Linked DNA regions of Homo sapiens: all the other regions are linked to region 1. Evidence: chromatin contacts called from ENCODE Hi-C or POLR2A ChIA-PET data. All regions are on one chromosome and are shown on one strand. Each heading gives the region's core, a stretch centred on a gene start or an enhancer-like site at or near the end of the contact. The rest is flanking DNA. Distances are from core to core; before and after follow the strand shown. Region 1 holds the start of NAPB (NSF attachment protein beta). Region 2 holds the start of KAT14 (lysine acetyltransferase 14). Region 3 holds the start of KIF16B (kinesin family member 16B).

What was found. A loop is a pair of places that touch in the nucleus more often than their neighbours do. ChIA-PET counts read pairs that join two places held with the same protein, here RNA polymerase II (POLR2A). Pooled maps may share reads with other maps.
Region 2: a loop to region 1 is called in a pooled map, with 8 times the contacts of the local background. The contact joins the promoter of KAT14 here to the promoter of NAPB in region 1. A Hi-C loop is called at or near these places in 7 of 50 pooled maps.
Region 3: a map of CD4-positive, alpha-beta T cell shows a loop between it and region 1 (13-fold over the local background). The contact joins the promoter of KIF16B here to the promoter of NAPB in region 1. A Hi-C loop is called at or near these places in 1 of 168 maps with a recorded cell type or tissue (CD4-positive, alpha-beta T cell) and 6 of 50 pooled maps. POLR2A ChIA-PET finds 5 or more read pairs at or near these places in 2 of 52 experiments (H1 and activated CD4-positive, alpha-beta T cell).

What each region holds. Positions count from the first base shown.
Region 1 is chr20:23,419,604-23,423,963 of GRCh38, forward strand. It overlaps NAPB (NSF attachment protein beta), which reads right to left and starts at 1,885. Exons shown (of 11, transcript NM_022080.3): 1 at 1,702-1,885. The coding sequence starts at 1,799. RefSeq lists silencers at 874-1,103, 1,734-1,823 and an enhancer at 2,074-2,263.
Region 2 is chr20:18,136,604-18,140,599 of GRCh38, forward strand. KAT14 (lysine acetyltransferase 14) reads left to right here and starts at 1,260. Exons shown (of 11, transcript NM_001392073.1): 1 at 1,260-1,448. PET117 (PET117 cytochrome c oxidase chaperone) reads left to right here and starts at 1,260. Exons shown (of 2, transcript NM_001164811.2): 1 at 1,260-1,448. The coding sequence starts at 1,353. RefSeq lists a silencer at 1,629-1,748.
Region 3 is chr20:16,572,198-16,576,693 of GRCh38, forward strand. It overlaps KIF16B (kinesin family member 16B), which reads right to left and starts at 1,251. Exons shown (of 26, transcript NM_024704.5): 1 at 1,032-1,251. The coding sequence starts at 1,078. It overlaps LOC124904875 (a long non-coding RNA gene), which reads left to right and starts at 3,106. Exons shown (of 2, transcript XR_007067539.1): 1 at 3,106-3,530. RefSeq lists an enhancer at 1,008-1,529 and silencers at 1,142-1,371, 1,158-1,287.

The DNA of each region.
Region 1 (4,360 bases), core at 635-3,134:
ATTAAATTTTATTAGAGTGAATTTTAAATGTTTTGTGAATCAAAACATTTAAAAGGAGTTAGTGTGGCGCTAGCACTTGATGGTACTGTCATAACTTTTAAATGCAAAACAAAACATAATTCATAGCTATATCTCCTACACATCACATGAGAAATTTAGAAACCAGCTGTGATAAACGTCCTCTGAGAGGTTCCTGAGGACAGGGACCCTTATCTTCTTGCATTTTTGCAGCCTTTATGCATTTCTGCAGTTATGCGTACTGCATGCAACTTGTCCTTAAGCATTTCCTAAAGACGTATCAATAGCGGTAAAGTATTATAATTTATAGCCAAAAGAATGAAGTTGGCAAAACAAGCTAAGAGCCCATTATGTCTGTCTTCTGAAATAGAGTCTGAACTGAATGTGTACAGAAATAAAATCGTGTCTAGTCATGCAATGGGTTAAGTATCTGCTCTTGGTAACAGCAAAGGATCTTTCACTTTCAAAAGAAAACAACGAAACAGGCACACACAAAATTTCTGCCTTTCTCATCCTAAACAGCTGAATCATTCACATATTCAACAGCCCAGAATTCTTCCGGGCTGTCAGTGCGGGCTCTGCTTTTTGAGAGGTTGGAATTTAAAATCCTCCTTAGGAGAGCACGGAAGAATTACAGGAAATTAAAGGGATTCCCAAAGGACGCCTGACTTAAACAGCAGCAGCGTTACCGTTAATCAAACAGGAGGCTCTGGCTATCAATCAATCTCCGGAGAAGGAAAAATACTATGCTGAGAAAATATATTCGTTCATTAGTCAAGTATTTACTAAAGGTGTACTCGGCGCAAGGCCCCTGGAGAGAGGCCAACAAGCACACCAGCTCTGGATCCCTCGCCGGACCGCCCCCTCCCCGGCGGGGCCCACCTGCAGGCGGGACGCCCCCAGGTGCGCGTTCCAGGCGCCGGGGGCGGCCCCCGCACCCACCCCTCCGGCTCCACCCCGGCGCGCCTCACCCGGACCGGTCTCAGGAGCGATACGGGCTTCAGCGTGGCGAAATGCACCAATACGACTCGCTACGCACTGAGAAGGGGGCCCCACGCGCGCCCCGAGCTACCGCGCCCGCGGGCCTCAGGGAGCCGCTGACCTTCTAGGTCGTGGGACCCCCGCACCAACCCGGGCCAGGGCGAGGGGGGCGATCTGGGGTCTCCAGAGGGCGCGTGAGGCTGACAGCCCCCCCCCCAGAGTGTTCTAGGGGCTTCGTGGGGCGCTTGGGGAGCTCTGGGGGTCCTAGGGGTTCTCTGAAAGGCGCGTGGGGGCTGAGGGTCCCTGTGAGACTCTGGGGATTCTAAGGGGGCGTGTTAGGGGATCCGGAGAGCGTGTGGGGGCTGAGGAACCCTGGGGAGTTCTGCCGGCCCTAGGGGGTCTCTAAAGTGCGCGTGGGGGCTGAGAGCCCCTGGGAGGATGCGGGGTTTCCAGGGACCCTGGGGGGGCCTGTGGGGTCTCTGGAGGGCGCGTGCGGACTGAGGGCCCCTGGGCGTCCTGGGGGCTCCAGGGGGCGCTGGGGGACCCTACAGGATTTCTGGAGGGCGCCTGCAGGCTGAGGGCCCCTAGACGTGGTCTGAGGGCCCCAGAGGTTGCGTGGGGGACTCGGGGGGTCAGCCTGAAAGGAAGGGGGCCAAGTACGGAGACCCCCCCCCCCCAGGGCACGCACGGTCTGGCGCTCACCCAAACAGCCCTCGGAGGAAGGAGTGGGAGGCCTTGACTCGCTTCTCGGCCTCCGCCATCAGCTGTACTGCCTCACGCTCCTTCCCCGCGTTGTCCATGTCGCCCGCCGCGGCCGCCACAGCCCCCTCAGCCGGCTCGCTGTGCGCCCAGGCGCCTTAACCCTCCCTCTGGCGGCCGCAGGGACGCAGGCGCAGGCGCGACGCGCGAGGCCTTTCGGGAGCTGTAGTCCGGGTCCTGTCATGGCGGCGGGGATTCGCGAGCCGCCTACTACAGTTCCCAGGAGGCCCCGGGGCGGGGTGTGTGTGAGCCGAGCTTGCGCACCGCTAGCTCCCAGGACGTCGGCGCAGGGGGCGTGACCCCCCCAAAGGGGTCCTGGGCCAAGGTGAACTTTAATTTTGTATGTATGCAGAAATGGAAAAATGATCCGTGGCCTCTAGTAAAGATCACCTCCTCAGTAAGACTCGCATGGCAATGGGATGGATGAAGGAACAGGGGATAACAGATTGGATGGAACCCACACCCTTCATGCAAGTTCTGCAAAAGAGAATCTGGTGTAGCCACCAAAGCATCACATGCTTGATACCGCCCACCAAAAAACGAGCAACAGCTGGCAATAAGAGCCATTTTTATCTCCAAGAGCAAGACGTCCCCAATATAAGTTCAGTTATTTTTAAATCTCCCCAAACTGTAACTTTCTGTTGGTCCTCTCTTCCTTGGTTATAAATGAGTTGCATATATGCAATATATGCATAATCCACTCTTTTGTTGACTGAATTATATTCAATGGATGTGAACCATTGAACTCTTATCCTTTACATAATACTGGCCATAGTGGATGGATCTCCAGGGACAAAATGTTTGCCTGCCAGGAAGACTTCTAATCTCCTAGGAGAAGTATCCATAGATAGATGGGATCCTGTGCCAGAGACTTTCAGGCCTGTCCCAGAGGGAGTTATTTTTGAAGACAATGTCTAGACCATTCAAGCTTGGCAGTGCTAAGGCAGAGATGCTGAAACTAATAAGAAAATCACTGCCAAGTGAGATTTATGACAGTTTCAAACTGTTAATAAATACACTCTGGGCACTGGCATGCAAAATTTTAGAAAATGAAGACTGTCTGTAGAGGGCAAGGCAAGAGGGGCCAAACTCCTAGAAAGAAAGTTGACTAAAGCACATGTCACAGAGTTCATACATTTCAGGACTCCGTAGAGATAGAAAGAAATCTCAGCTCTTCGTGCAGTTTATTTACGATTACTACATGCATTATTCTAACTTTGAAAAGCTGAGCTGTGTGTTTTTGGAGAGAGAAGGAGGCGGGAAATTGGAGGTGACCGTAAATGCAGGGGAGACCAGAGAAAAACTGTAAAAAGTGAACATAAGCATTTGGAAAGCAGAGCAGTCTATGGGGGCTTAATGGAGTGAGGCTAAGTCAAAAGCTCCTAAGTAAATCAGTGTGTTGATTAAATCAGTTGTTCCCTAACGTGGTTCGATGCAGAAGCTCTAATGGATATTTAAGAAATACTGATTCCTAGGCCACTGGGTTTTGGTATCAAGGTCTCTTGCAGCTGGGGTCTAGAAAATGCACATTTTGAAAAGAACTCTCCATCCCTATCCTAAAGCACACAGTTCTAGATTCTCATATCTGTAGTCAGTTGAAAAGGAGCTGGAACAGACTGCCTCCCCGAAGCTAGCACTTGCAATTAAGAGAGACATTTTTGGTGGTTTCTAGTAATTTCCTTCATTCTCTTCTTTGTCACAGGAAATTTGTGGGCACTCCCACCGTTCTGCCAGTCCACACCAAAGTGGGAGAAAACCTTCAAACCTTAATTACTGGGTAGAGCTAGTGTTTTATTCTCCCAAAGGCTGGGGGAGGAAAGGAGGCAGGGCAGAGAGATGAACCTCACAGAATAAGGCCTGACTAGAGAGACAGCTGAGGAATCCTTGAAACAAGAAGGAAAAGGAAAGGAGAAGCACCCCTGGTGTGGATCAGGAGAAGAATAGAAGTCATCTTGGAGAAGAGCCAAAGGACCCACTGCCCACACCTGCGCTGCCCAGGATGGAGCCACTCACCACTGGTGGCTATTTACATTCAAGTTAAATAATATTAAATAAAATGTAAAGTTCCATTTCTTGGCTGTACTAGCCGTATTTCAAGTGCTCAATAGCCACACATAGCCAGTGGCTACTGAAAGAGTTATAAATATAGCATCCTGGTGGATTGACTAAGTTAGACACCTGGTGGATTGACTAAGTTAGATACTTGAGGGCGGTGGCTCACGCCTGTAATCCCAGCACTTTGGGAGGCCAAGGCAAGCGGATCACTTGAGGTGAGTAGTTCAAGACCAACCTGGCCAACACAGTAAAACCCCATCTCTACCAAAAATACAAAATTTACAAAAAATACAAAAATTAGTTAGGTGTCGTGGTGCATGCCTGTAATCCCAGCTACTCAGGAGGCTGAGGCAGGAGAATCACTTGAACCTGAGAGGTGGAACAGAGGTTGCAGTGAGCCGAGATTGCACCATTACACTCCAGCCTGGGCGACAGAGTGAGTGAGACTCTGCTCAAAAAAAAAAAAAAAAGTTAGACACCCAAAAAACGACAGGTGCAAGAAGATTATTTTGACTTTTTCTTTTCTTTTTTGCATACAGAATACACA
Region 2 (3,996 bases), core at 10-2,509, 5.3 Mb before region 1:
ATAATTTTTAAAGAGAAATATGCAAATACACCCTGAACTGAATTTCTTCTCAAAGTTCATTACAGCAAGAACTCCATTTTCCAATTCAGTGGTACATTCTCTCTAGGCTGCAAAAAATGCTGTGGACAAAATGACATTTGGAAAAGGTATCTTTAAAGATACCTTTAAGAGCAATAGTCCCCTTATGCCATTTACGCTCACATAAGAGACTGGAATAGCAAAGCACTATGAACAGTAATGAATGTTGTAAAACTCCCTGGTGAGGCTTAATCAATACTGCCTATAGCCGTGTCCACCGGAAGAAGCTCGTTCTCTGTGAATTCTAGTGGGAAAGAATGATTGAATGATGAACACGTTTTCACTGGTTGCTCTATCAGATACTTAAAAGTTTCTGGGAGGCCTTGCCTTTTTTACCCGAGGAAGAAGTGAAAATGCGTCTTGCACAATTGCTTAACTATTCCCAACGCAAGACTTCTTTATATCATTTATTTCCCTTGTATTACTGGCGCGGAAACTTGGGTGTAAAAGTGATCACAAAGATTACATGGGGCCAGGCGCGGTGGCTCACGCCTGTAATCCTCTCGGGAGGCTGAGGCAGGAGAATCGCTTGAATCCGGTAAGGTTGCAGTGAGCCGAGATCGCGCCACTGCACTCCAGCCTGGGCGATAGACAGAGACTCTGTATCAAAATTATAATAATAATAATAATAATAATCCGAGCCTGACCAGTCGCCCCACAGCGTCAAGGTGAAACCAGGTGACCGCGACTACAGCGTTTAATAATGGGTCCTCAGGCAAAAACTCCACGGATGGGAACCCCGCGCCTCTGAAGCTGCCTAACGAGGCGGTCTCCTGGTGGCGCCTGCCCCGCCAAAGGAGCAATGAGGGGGCTGCGTTTAGGCGAAGCCGGTATTGGGCGAAGCTTCTGGATCAGTCAGGGGCTCAGAAGGGACGTCTGTGGGAGAGGGGTCAGCACGGTATCCAGACCCCGCCCGGGGTGAGGTTGGTACTGAACTGACTGAGGGGCATGGAACCCCCACCCTCCACCCTGGTAAGGTGCCGGGGCCAGTTTGGGCCGGGACTCCTAGAATTTGAATCGGGGGTGGTCTAACGCTGTCGCCTGCGGGGTGTGCAGGAGGCCCCTAGTGAAGCCAAGAGTTCGTAGAGCCTGGGCGCCGCTCTATGCTCGGCTCTCGATTGCTCACGCCTGGCAGCGGCGAGCGGCGCACGCGACGGCTGGGGCTCTGCGCTCGAGGGGTCGAGCCTGGGCAGTACAGGCGGCGGTGCGCACTCTGCGGCGGCCTCTGCGCCTCGGGCGGGCGGGAGAGAGAGGCCGCGGCCGCCAGCGTGGGGATGTCTAGGAGCTCGAAGGTGGTGCTGGGCCTCTCGGTGCTGCTGACGGCGGCCACAGTGGCCGGCGTACATGTGAAGCAGCAGTGGGACCAGCAGGTCGGTGTCACGTGACCGTCTCTTCCGGGCCCGCGCGCGCGGCGTCGACCTGGGGCCTCTCGTGGTCTCTGCCCGCTCGGTTCCTCAGCTCCTCTTCGTGTCTTTCCCCCGCGGTGGCGCGGCCCTGCACCCCACGCGTTTGCGGCTGCGGCCGGCGGCCGCTCTGCTGGGCTCCGGGCGCTGCAGCTCCCGGCGGGCGTGTGCAGCCCGCAGATTCAGGACGACCCGGCTGCCCGGCTTAGCGCCTTTGGAGCTCCGCGCTGAAGGGGCCTTGCTCCGCACAGGCACGGCACGCAAGCTTTTGGGGTGCCCAGTGGCTCTGTTTTCAAGTCACAGCCGGCCCGCAGGGTGCGGACCTTTCCACATCTCACTTGGGCCGCTAGAAAATAGAAGGTGGGGAAGGAGTTTCTTGGGGTGCATTCTGCAAGCTACCAGCCTCCCTCCTGGCCCAAGGTTGGGGTTAAAGCCTAATGTGTTTTACGTGCTATTGATTTTATCCCATGGTAAGGGAGCCCCCCTTCCCCGTACTCACTCTCCATGCCTTTGACCAAGATAATTTGGTGAGATGTTTGCACTTCTCGTTTAAATGAACAGTTTGCTATGGAAACTAGAATCTGGGAACGATAGAGATAACAGTCTCCAGATTTTTTTTTTTGGTACTTTTATTTCAGGAAATATCCGTGACCTGCTGATCAGCAGTGACTATTCTGTCCTCTCAGTTCATATTTTCTTTCTTATTCAAGTTGACAGACCTTTAATGGGTGATTACTGTGTGGAAGCTACCTCACTAAGCACCTTGGGAATACAAAGATAAGGAAACTCCACTCTTCCAGAGTCTATCAGTGATTCACGACCTTGCTGAGAACAGGGTCATTGGTGAATTTTCAGAAAACAACTTGGCAGTGATTGGGGTTGAACCTAGTTCACCAAGGGTGAAAATAATGGACTGGATGAATCAAGAGTAAACAGTCTTTTCTTGATTTGCCTACCCAGACCTTTGGACTGTGCTATGTGCTTGATATACAGAGATGAAGTGGATGAGGTCTTTGTTCTTGGTGTTCACAGACTGTGGAAATTAGAAGAGAGGAAGCATGTGATGGTACAAGAATTTTGACGAGGGGTTGAGATGACTTAACAATGAAAGGGCACAGGAGAGATCAGAGATTTGGGATTAAAATGTGCTCCTAAGGGGCTGGCTTTTGGAATAGAGGCAGAAGACTTCCGCCTCTTACAAGGAAAAGTAAAAGATGTTGATCCTGGGAAAACTTGAGATGGAGTAAAATTTAGTATGACAGATGATCTGACGTCAGTGAAGTGATGTTTGAAGGGTTTGGGTAGGGATGGATTAGAGCTTGGCTTTGGACCCTAACTGAACATCAAATGTTCCCGGAAAGTTTTTACAATGTGACTAAGGCTTGGTCCCCACCCCAGACCATTTAAACCAGAATCTCCTGGGGATGGGGACCTGGTTCAACAATGTTTTAAAAGTAACCCAGAGAATTTTAACACAGGACTAAGCACCATTGTGTTACAGAGTGGAAAAGTGGTTATTTGGAAGTTAGAGCTGAAGAACCAAAATAACGTGTGTGTGTGTGTGTGTGTGTGTGTGTGTGTGTGTGTGTGTTTATTTTTTTTCCTTTTATGTCCGGTTCTTCATTAGGGGCTTACATTGTATTAATAGCAGTGGGAAAGACTAGGACAAATGATTAGCACAGTGGATGTGTCGGAAGGTTCAAGGAAGCAAGAAATTAAATAATGAATATTGATTCCTGACCGTCTACCACATACCAGGCAGTGTATTAAGCACTTTATGTATATCATCTGTAATCCTCACAGTAACCTAGCAAAAATTAAGCAGTGCTACATGAGGAGCCAGAGTTCTAGGTGTTAGGGTTGGAAGAATAAAGAGGTCTTTAGTGATTAGTAAGGAAAGTTGTTAGAAAGGTAGTTCAGTGAGGGTCACAGGAAGGATGTGTGAGGCAATCAGCATAGACCTTGAAACCTAGAGGAAGATAGCAAATGATGGGATGGAGAGCCAGATCATAAGCACACGTGACATCTCTGAGAAGGAAGGGTAGGATCTGGGAGGCAGGTGTGGAAGGAATGATTCTGGTGAATGGTGTGGGCTTGGGAGGGTGGGTATCGGTGTGTCATGGTGTAAGAAGCACAGGACAGGAAGACCTGCAGTTGGGGGAGTGGAATAAGCACCTCCGTTTTTGTCTCAGTGGTGATCTTGCCAAGGGTGCATGGTTCAAGACAGTTGTGTTTCAGTTGAGTTATATCAATCCCGGGACTCCTTCAAATCCCTCATAATGAAGCTGTAGGCCTGGAGGAGGTCCAGCAAGTAGGTATTATATTAGGTGAGTTTTTAAAAATAGGTAAAATAATTTGGAAAAAACCCCACAAACATACGCAGGCCCTGGGCCCCACTCCCATTAATTCTACTCTATATAGCCACTATTAAAAACCATTTATTGGCCAGGCACGGTAGCTCATGCCTGTAATCCCAGCACTTTGGGAGGCTGAGGCAGGCAGATCATTTGAGGTC
Region 3 (4,496 bases), core at 1-2,500, 6.8 Mb before region 1:
ATGATTCCCTACTTGCCAAGAGAAGAAACAGATTTAGATGAGTCAAATAAGGTTCTGGAAATCTTTTGATTTTATGGCCTTCGGCTGCCCCAATCAGGCATCAGAACTACCAAACATTAACCTCCACAAGTTGATATGACAAAAGCAAAAAGGCCCTATGGTAAGTCAAATATCCACCAACTTGGTAGAGAAGTCAATAAAATCAAATGGCTCTGTGTGAACCTTGCCTGTCACCTTGGAGGACACATCCCATTTCTACCTCATTCTTTGAAGTCAAACCAATTTAAAAAGTAACTTTTCCAAAGAAACTTTCTAAACGGATTAAAAAGAGGTCATTGAAAAGGGAGCACAGGCTATTTTTCAGTGAATGAAGAGAAGGATTCTGAAAAAGCATTACTTCGTAGAAATATATAACAAGATTAAATTTTGTGTGTAACACTCTTCCTCTCTCTTAATATCAGAGTATTTCAAACACGTGTAAAGCGTCCCTGACTTTTTTCTAGGAGTCAGGACTTTGTCAAAGTTTTCCCATCCACTCTCTAACATGAAGTTAGGAACTGCTAAGTTATCGATTAGACATTCAGGGAATCAAAATCATCTCTAACTGAAAGATTAAAAAGTAGCATGGTTAATTGTTAAGAGAACTTCTGAGTTGGTAGAAATGAGGGGTTCACCTGACAGTTCGTGGTGCCCCCCCTCAGCACTCTCACCTTCCCCCCAACTATTTTACATCTTCATGGTAACGTTCCCTTGATGCTTTTTTAAAGGGGGAACAAGAACATCTCAAGTTAATACGATGGAGAGAGTTAATAGAATCTTCTCCTTTACCACCAGGGTCCTCTCCAGGGCAATGTGAACGGGACAGCAGTGCACGAAGTCCTCCAGGCCCCCAGAGGCCACAGCCTGGGCCCGGTGGGCCAGGGACCAGCCGGTGACACTTTTAAGTCCAGGCTGGCTTTGGGGGAGCTGGAAACAGGCTTCCTCTGGGTGGGGGCGCGACGAGGGGGCGGGGCGCGGGCGGCCCCACTCACCTGCGATTCATGGGCCGGACCCTCACGGCCACCTTGACCGATGCCATCGCTCATCCCGAACCAGCCCGCGCGGGGTCCCACTAGCCCAGAACTCCGCGGTCGCCGGCGACGCTGGCTACTCAGATCGCGGCTCCCGCCCACTTCCCTCTCGCCCCCGCCCCTCTGCTCCCGGCCGGACCTGGAGTTCCGCGGCAGCCCCACCTGCCAGGCCACTGAGCATGCCCAGAACGGCTCCGGCCCGCGTGATCCATGCGCCACGGTTTGGCGGCGGCCGGGCGGTGCAGAGGGGCGGGGCCGCGGGGCCTGGAAGCAGCCTCCGGGATCTGCAAGTCTGGAAAGGCCACGTTGTGGACCTTGGCGCAGAGGTTATGGGGGCGACCCGGAGCGGATGGTTTCAGGAAAACTAGAACCCACCCTCATGGCCTGAACAACTGGAGAGAAGAGGATCGCAGCAATTTAAAGCCAGCGGCAAGGATCACAGTCCTGGGGTCAGGTGACCAAAGCCAGTTTTTCAGCCCTTAACAAGAACCTGGCTTCACCCAGCCAAACATGAGTTAACGTATCCATTTTACACACGAACAAACTGAGGCGCAGAGATGATCACAGCTTGTTGGTGGCAAACTCCGCTAGGGCCTTCTCTGCTACCCTAAGGAGGTCCGACCGTATGTTTTGGACCCCTTAACTCGGGATACCGATAAACGAAAATTAATAGGGTGTTGGATGTTTTAAATGTGTGCGGGAATGTCATTATATTGGCTAGAATCAAACCTTATTTAGACTTGTTTTGCACTTTTGTACACTTTAGTAATTTTTAGTTTTAATCATAAGGGAGTTAAAGGCGAACACAACTGGTATTTTTTTTTTTTTTTTTTTTTTTTTGAGACAGGGTCTCGCTCGGTCACCCAGGCTGGAGTGTAATGCTGCGATCTCGGCTCACTGCAACGTCCGCCTCCCGGGTTCAAGAGATTCTCCTGCCTCAGCCTCCCGAATAGCTGGGCGTGCCACCACGCCCGGCTGATTTTTGTATTTTTAGTAGAGACGGGGTTTCACCATGTTGGCCAGGTTGGTCTCGAACTCCTGACCTCAAATGATCCGCCCGCCTTGGCCTCCCAGAATGCTGGGATTACAGGCGTGAGCCACCGCGCCAGGCCGACAACTGGTATCTTAAGGCTTAGGGCCTCTGGTAGAAGTGAGCTCCACCTCCCTTCCTGTGTAGAAGGTAAATGCATTCATTCATTCAGTGAATCGAGCATGCATGAAATCGTTTGCGCACACCCAGAAGCCCACCTGCGAGCCACAGGAGCAGCCATTCCAGGAAGCCAAGCTATAATGGGAGACGCAAGGAATGGAGGCGGAACTCCTGTTTTTAAGTCCTAGCTCCAACACTAGCCTTGTCAGCCTGTAATTCTGAATTACTGGGCGCCTCTGAGGCTTCTTGTCTCATCTGCAAATCAGGAACAACGGCATAGAGTGGTGAATGCATCAAGTGGGATGATGTCTGCAAGTACGCAACCCGCTTACACAAAGAATTATCTTTCCATAACCTTCCCTGGACCCCTAGGGCCAGCAGGGAATCATAGCCTCCCTTTGTTTCTAGAGCCCGGAAATCACTGGGTTTTCCCTCTGTCTGGAGCAGAGCTGGGTGCGAATTTGACCAACGGGTGGCAGGAACAGCCGGAGCAGGATATTAAGGAGCGGGCGAGCTTGCCAAGCATGCGCAGTAGCGGCGGGTTGGTTTGAGAAGCCGCCAGGGAGCCAGCGCGGCGACCTAGCTGGCTGGGGCAGGGGAGGGGCCCGCCTTATATGGGAGCTGCGTGGGGACAAACTGTTCGGGCCCAACGCGCGGGTCTGAGAGACAGCCACGCCTGCTCCGGGTCACTCCGGCCACCTGGGGGGCGTCGGCGCGCAGACTCTGGCCAGTTCAGTATTCAAACTCTTCAGGAGTGCTAACTTACTCATGACAGCGATTTTCTGTATCGGGGTTTCATTGGTCGGTGGTTTAGAAGGTTTTGCTCATTCATTCGTTAATGTAATTCCAACAACCTACACGTGTTTATAAGCCCCCTTTCCATCCACGACTTTGCTGTCTGACACAAAACGGACCATCGCAGCCCGGCAGACGCTTTAGACAACAAACAGCATGCCTGGAGCTTTTCAATAGGAAGCAGTAAGGCTTGATCATCACAGACGATACGGAACGGGCACTTTCTTAGCAGAAAATATTTCTATTGGGGCGTGAAGGAAGTTTCTGAAAGGGAAGATTATTATAAGATAAGGGGTTTGCTCATCTCAGACTTTAGTGTGCCTGCTTTAAAGTGTTTTGCAAACTTGAATGTTTAAAGGAATCACCTGGCGGTCTTGTGAAACTGCAGCTTCTAATGGGCAAGTCAGAGGGGAAGCCTGAGACATGGCATTTCCAGCACGTTCGGGGAGTGAAGATGCTGTCGGCTGCCACCCTCCCTGCAAGGAGCCAGGGGATAGATGACCTCTACGCAAACTGTGAGAGCTTAAAATAACTGATAGTGAAAAACAGTTACAGAAGCTCTAGGCCGGGCACGGTGGCTAATGCCTGTAATCCCAGCACTTTGGGAGGCCGAGGAGGATGGATTGCCAGAACTCAGGAGTTTGAGACCAGCCTGGGCAACACGGTAAAACCCTGTCTCTACGACAAAATAAAACAAACAAAAATAAAAGCCACGCATGGTGGCGTGTGCTTGTAGTCCCAGCTACTCAGGAGGCTCAGGTGGGACAATCGCTTGAGCATGGAAGGAGGAGGTTGCAGTGAGCCAAGATCGCACCACTGTACTCCAACCTGAGTGACAGAGTGAGACCCAATCTCAAAAAAAAAAAAAAGCAGTAAATCCAGGGCCCAAAAGGTCAGTAAGAATTCAGGGATCCAAATCAGTTATGTACTGATGCATAAAAATAATGGCCAAAAATGTGGAGGCTTAAAACAAAAACCGGTTATTATTTCTCTCAATTCTTTGGGTTGCTGGTGTCACCCGGGCTTTGTGGCTGGGCTCTAGGCTCACCTGGGGTGAGGAAAAGTTGGTGCATTTTGCTTTTTCATCCTCAAAAAGTTTAGACCAGGTTCCAGATTTCTTGCGGCGGCGAGACACCTCGCCAGGAGAGCACCGCACTATGCACAAGCCTTTGCTGGACTTCCATTGACCAAAGGCAGTCACATGGTCACGCCCAGGCAATGTGGGAGGGCCCCGCAAAGGAGGGGTGGGTACTCAAGAGAGCCACTAAATAACAAACCTACCTTAAGATCACATTTATTTCTAACATTTTAATAGTTATAGTTCAGTATAATTGATTTTCCTGGTAATCCCATTTATTTTATTTTATGCATTTTAAAATGTTATTCTGAAAATGTTACTCTCACCAAACAACCAAAAGGGTCCACGGCATAAAAAAGGTTTAAGAATCTATGATTTTAAAATTCAATTGGATGGATAAAAG